Linked DNA regions of Homo sapiens: region 1 is linked to region 2. The links are chromatin contacts, found by Hi-C or POLR2A ChIA-PET in ENCODE. All regions are on one chromosome and are shown on one strand. The core of a region is the stretch at or near the end of the contact, and the rest is flanking DNA. Distances in the headings are between cores, read along the strand shown. Region 1 has its middle 33 kb from the start of EN2. Region 2 has its middle 44 kb from the start of CNPY1.

Evidence for each region. Hi-C counts contacts between places; a loop is a spot of excess contacts on that map. ChIA-PET counts read pairs that join two places held with the same protein, here RNA polymerase II (POLR2A). Pooled maps may share reads with other maps.
Region 1: a loop to region 2 is called in a pooled map, with 2.2 times the contacts of the local background. The contact joins two enhancer-like sites. A Hi-C loop is called at or near these places in 1 of 37 single-sample maps with no recorded cell type and 2 of 50 pooled maps. POLR2A ChIA-PET finds 5 or more read pairs at or near these places in 2 of 52 experiments (BJ and naive thymus-derived CD4-positive, alpha-beta T cell).

Annotation. Positions count from the first base shown.
Region 1 is chr7:155,489,707-155,492,436 of GRCh38, forward strand. No RefSeq gene overlaps it. Among named protein-coding and RNA genes, the nearest start is that of EN2, 33 kb to the left of the region's middle. RefSeq lists an enhancer at 180-913 and a silencer at 1,713-1,782. Within about 2 kb of position 1,430, at least 11 of the 41 ENCODE cell types and tissues checked have a DNase peak (open chromatin) inside an H3K27ac peak, as active enhancers do.
Region 2 is chr7:155,589,190-155,591,951 of GRCh38, forward strand. No RefSeq gene overlaps it. Among named protein-coding and RNA genes, the nearest start is that of CNPY1, 44 kb to the left of the region's middle. RefSeq lists an enhancer at 274-1,095. Within about 2 kb of position 1,287, at least 5 of the 41 ENCODE cell types and tissues checked have a DNase peak (open chromatin) inside an H3K27ac peak, as active enhancers do.

The DNA of each region.
Region 1 (2,730 bases), core at 180-2,679, 99 kb before region 2:
CCATGGGTAGACAAGTCTTGTGTGGATTGGGACCGGAGCTGGTAAGGCCAGGAAGGGGCAACTGTAGGCACTGCCCGGGGAGGGGCAGAATCATGCTGTTGCCCAGTGATGCCAGGTACACAAAGGCAAAGCTGGAGGGACAACGTGGAGGCCCAGACTCATTCGGGTGCATTGAGAGTCAGTGGTGGTGTGCAGGGAGATGTGATCGCAGGCCTGCTTCTAGAGACTTCTCTGGCAGCAGGTGGAAGGGCAGGTGGGAGGGAGGCCGCCACTTTGAGGCTGGGACAGAAGGGTGAGGACCTGCACTGGGCATGAGGGCAACCACAGACACACGCAGAGCCATGGAAGCCAGAGCTGTGGAACAGATCTGTGCCCAGTGCCGGTGGGGCAGGCTGGCCCCTCGGGCGGCTCTGTGTCTGTTCTCTTTGGGCCCAGGCTGTGTCCACCTTGCCAGGCAGTGGGAGAGAGGCAGCATCCAGGCACCCCATCCCATACACCAGGGAGCGGCACCGGCTGGGACCATCAAGCTTCCCTGGAAGGACAGCAGAGCGTGGTCACTTTCACACCGCCGAGGGGAGGCTCCCTCAGTCACAGCCTCCCATCACAGGAGGGAACCGGGGACGCAGAACCGGGGGGACAGGGGCCCAGCTCCCGGCCTCGCCCCGCCCAGGGAGGACTGTCCTGAGCACCGCTGCCCAGGCCTTCATGCTTCAGAAGCTACCAGAAGCAGAGGCTGAACGCGGCCGCCCCGGCCACTGCAGAGCCCAGGAAGGGCAGGGCGCTGAATGGCCCGCCCAGCTGCACGCATGGCTGCGTCTTCTGTGTGCCCTGCGTCTTTAAGAGAAAAGGAGGGACCTCTCAGGAAGTGGCGGGGCATCTGCTCCCGCAGGAGAAACTCTTTTACATTTCTAATCAGGAGCCTGGGCTAGGGAGTGTCCTGCCCCCGTGCCCGCAGGGATGGGGGACAATGAGGCTCCTCAACTGTTCCAGGGTAGCCCTTGCAGGCAAATCCGAGAAGGCTACGGCTTCAGAAGGAAAAGAACCAGGGAAGAAGTCCTCACAGGAATAGACCGGGCCTCGGGCGAGGCTGAAATTCTTCCTCTACACCAGGACTGCTACAGGAGGTTGTTTGGTTTCTCTGCTGGTGCTGTCTTCACACACTTACAATTAATATTAGCAGCAAGTGTCACTAAGGAGCAAGGAGCGATTTCTCCAGGAACCGGAAACTCCCCTCTGCCCCCCTGCAGCACCCAGCAAGCCGGGGCTGCCTAAAGGCCTGCCACAGGGGCTGGGTTTCTGGAATGTTCTTTCATCCCCTGGGAGTCCTGGGCTGCTCCGTCCGGCCCTCCCTCCGTGAGAAGGGGAAGCCGAGGCTTGGATGAGCTGCCCTGGCCGGCTCCGGGCTCCACCCCCCGCGCCCTGGCTGTTGCCATGGTTGGCCTCAGGCATCCGGCTCGGCCTACAGGAAACACGCTTGTAGGACTCGCTAGGGCAGGAGAGAATGGGGTAACGCGGAAGATGGATTTTTTTTTTTTTTTGAAATGAGCAAACAGTCTAGAGAACCCCACAGAAACAAAAGGGGAAAAGAAGGAGACGATCCAACAAAGGCCATTAGAGCGAAGAGCATCAGCGACATAGACGCAGCTACCAGGCGACCAGGCGCAGGAAGGGTGCGGCCGCAGCGGGTGTCGCGACCGCAGGAGGGCCAGGGCGGGGCGGCAGAGGGGCTCCCGGGACCAGGGTGCAGGAACCCGACAGGGAGGGAGAGACGGGGTGGGAAACAGGTGGACAGACAGACCTCCGGGGCTGAGGCGGAGAAACAAGACCCAGGCTGGAGAGGGGAGGGCGAGAGATGGCCACCGCCCCAGCACGTCGGAGTGGGCGCTGGGAGTTCATGGAATCGTGGAGTAATCAAAGGAACTCAGAAACCGCCCCACGAACCCTAGATTTTACCGGGTTTCTACAGAAACTGAAGCCAAGGGGTCCAGCACACAGCCCAGGGCCATCCCTTCGGCCTGAAGCAGTGTCCTCACCACACTAGGTCTCCGTGGGCAGCTCCTTCCCTGGCCCCACCCGGCTTGCTTTGGAAATACCCAGATGTACTTGAATACTGGGATTAAAAAAAAACATGGAAGGAGAAAGGAAAATGCTGAGAGGGGGGAAGGGTTAATCCAAGAGGGAAGAGACAAGCAGAGCAGGAAGCAGGAAGGAGGAGGAGGCTCGGGGCAGAGAGGAGAGGGACCTGGTGAAGTGGGGGGCTGAAGGCGCGGGGACCACCCCAGGCATTCTGGGTGCCATCTCTGTACGTGACAAATGTCCACACTCAAGCTCACAGCGGCCTCTCTCAACCGCCTCCGCGCAGCAGGGTTATCCATGGCTGAGACTCCGGGGACAAGGGGTAGGCAAAAAGAAACACAGCTGAGATAAAAGTCAGGGGACGGAGAGAGGAAACCAGTCCGGAAATGGCAGAGAGGAAGAGTTTGCTTCCTCCTGGGAAGGTTCCCTGTAAATGGGTTAGGACGTCTTTATTATGGAAAGATGACTCTGTGGTATCATGCAATAAGCTTGGTAGTCATGGAAAAGAAATCTGTATGGGAAATTATACTTTTGACTTATGACAGAGTGAAGAGTCACGTTGCCCATCCTTTCATTCAGATTATTAGTTAAATGAGGAAATAACCACAGACTGTTCCATTCTATTTGGTATACATTTCTAGAAGTCTATGAAAT
Region 2 (2,762 bases), core at 37-2,536:
GGCTGGGGATAAGCAGAGGGCTGAAAAGCCTCAGTGTCAGTGCCACAGAGAGGCAGGCAGGTGTGGCTCACTCCCAGTGCCTGAGGATGGGGACAGGGATGCAGAGGGCGTGGGAGCGGGAGGGCTATGGGAAAGTAGCCACTCCACCTGGAGCCGGCCCTCGTGATGCAGAGACACAGTGTGTGCTGTGAGCACAGGCGTGGGGCATGTCACTCGTATTTCTTTCTGAGAGGTCATAGTGACTGTGATGAAGTCAGGTGTCCAGAGGCACAAGCACAGCCAGGCAGTGCTTCCCATGGGACAATGAGCTCACAGATCGCGTCCTTCCAACTCCCACTGCGCTTATAATCTTCACACAGGCACTTAATTAGTCCCCAGTGGTTTCAAGTTCGGTAGCTGGGTCTGTTTACTGACAGTGTCTACCTCCATGCAGACGGGTCTGCTCCCGTCGGCTGCAGAGCCCCGTGCTGCCTGGCACCAGCCTCCATGGGGGCACAGCGTGAGGACCTGCCAGAGCGTCCAGTCTCTGGCTCCTCAAAGCCTGGTGGGACACCAGCAGCACCAGCATCGACTGGGCACCGAGAAATGCAGCTTCACAGGCCCCGCTATAGGCGGTTCTACACAGACAGGAGCCTGGCCGGGACTTCGCATACAGCTTCCAGTCTGGGAAGTGCTGGCCCCGCTCGTCCTGGGCTGGGAGTCGTATGGTACAGGGTGGACCTGCAACTCCCCTCCCTCCTCTGGACCTCAGCATCCTTCTGTGGGAGGTGAGTCTGTCCAAGCTGTCTTCCCAGGACCCTAACGGTCTGCGATAAACTGAAGGAGCCTCCGAACAGAGCAAGGAGAGCCTGCAAACATTTGCTTCTGTGCAGGGGCCCACCCGGGACCTAAGTGGACATAAAGTTGTAATTTCTTGCAACTTAATTATTTTATAGAATTTTAGAACTGGCAGATATCTCAGAGATCATGTACATTGCACCCTTGACTTTTTACACATGAAAGAACAGAGGGCTACATCGGTTATGTGGCTCATAAGAGGCCAGAGAAGCCATCGGCAGTGGTGAGAGCCTGGATATGCAAATGGACAACAGCCAGACCAGTTGTGGACACAGAGCCTGGAGATACAAGCTGTAGCCACCAGCCCAGACCAGTTGTGGACACAGAGCCTGGAGATACAAGCTGTAGCCACCAGCCCAGGAGCTGGCCCACTGTCTATAAGCCAGGAGCACAGGAAGTGAGGCCACTGTCTCCACAGCAACCAGCCCAGGAGCCAGCCTGCTATCTACAAGCCAGGCTTGTGAGAAGTGAGGCCACTGTCTCCACAGCAACCAGCCCCGCTATTTACAGGCCGGCTCCTGGGCTCATTGGAGAGGTACGGGAAGTGAGGCCGCTGTCTCAAGCAGCCACTCAGGAAGCCAGACCATAACCCCTGCAACTATTGGCCCCAAATGGCCCGGGCTTGCTTCATAACTGCCGCTTCCCTAATTGTTGTCCCCACTTGCAACTCAGGACCAACCAGAGAAAGCCAAATGTGGCCCCAGCCAATCTCCTGGTGAGACAGGACACGATCCCTTGACCCCTTTGAGGACAGCAACTGGAGTGGCTGGAAGCTGCCCGTGGCTCGCCTCTGGCGGGAGCGGGCTCCGTGAGGGCCCCGCAGAAGCGTCCAAGCATGTTACAACCAATGCTCTTTCAGCTCTGCTGTCCAGGAACAGCCAAGTACCAACCAGCTCAGTGGAGGGTCAGGGTGGCAGCCCCTGCCCTCTCGGCACCCGGGTTCTTGTCCAGTGCCCAGGAAGAATCAGGTCACGCGAGCTGTTCGAAAGGTGATGAATGCGGAAGACTTTACTAAGTGATGTGTGGCTCTCAGCAGAAAGGGAGGCTGGAAAGGGGATGGGAAGGTGATCTCTCCCAGAAGCCCGGCCCTCTCTGAAGCCACACCATCTGAAGTTAGCCACGTCTAGCCACAGCTCTGATGCTCAACTGCTTGTATCCTCAATGCTCAGCTGCTTGTGTTGCTCTGCCAGCTGAAGTCTTTTATGGGCAGAGGATGGGGCGGGGCAGGCCAAAAAGGCAACGTTCAGGTGGAAAAATGAGTCAGCTGTTTTCACTTAGGGCTGCGCTTCCAGGCTTAAGGGTGGGGGTTAGCCAGGAGCCCAGCCCTTCTGTATCACTGGGACATGCTGCTTCTGAGCCACCTCCAGGTTCCCACGACGGCAGCCTCCAGCCAGGGAACTGGCCTGGTGCTCAGGTGGGAGCCTTCTTTTCTCACGGTGAGGCCCACCCATCCCCTGCCCACATTGGGGTCTCTGCCAAACATAGGTGAGGGAGCGGCCCCCTTGCTGGAGAAGCTCCTGAGTTGTAAGCGGGGGCAACAATTAGGGAAGTGGCAGTTATGAACCAAGCCCGGGCCATTTGGGGCCGATGGTTAGAGGGGTTATGGTCTGGCTTCCTGAGTGGCTGCTAGAGACAGTGGTCTCACTTCCCGTACCTCTCCAATGAGCCCAGTGCTCACTGTCCCTAGCCTGGTCTTGAGTTGTTCCCACAGCAGTGAAGCCGGGATTAGATGTCAGGCCTCTGGGTCCTTCCCCAAGCTCTCTCCATAGCCACACTGCCCAGAAGGAAAATATGGGTAGTTCCGACAAGTAAGTCGTGGCTGCTGTTTGCTAGCGACTGGGCCTCTGAGGGCCGCTGGGAGGCCCCCAGCAGTTCTCGCGACGTTCCTTTGGAGACATGCATTCTAAGGCCCAGACAATCCGTTG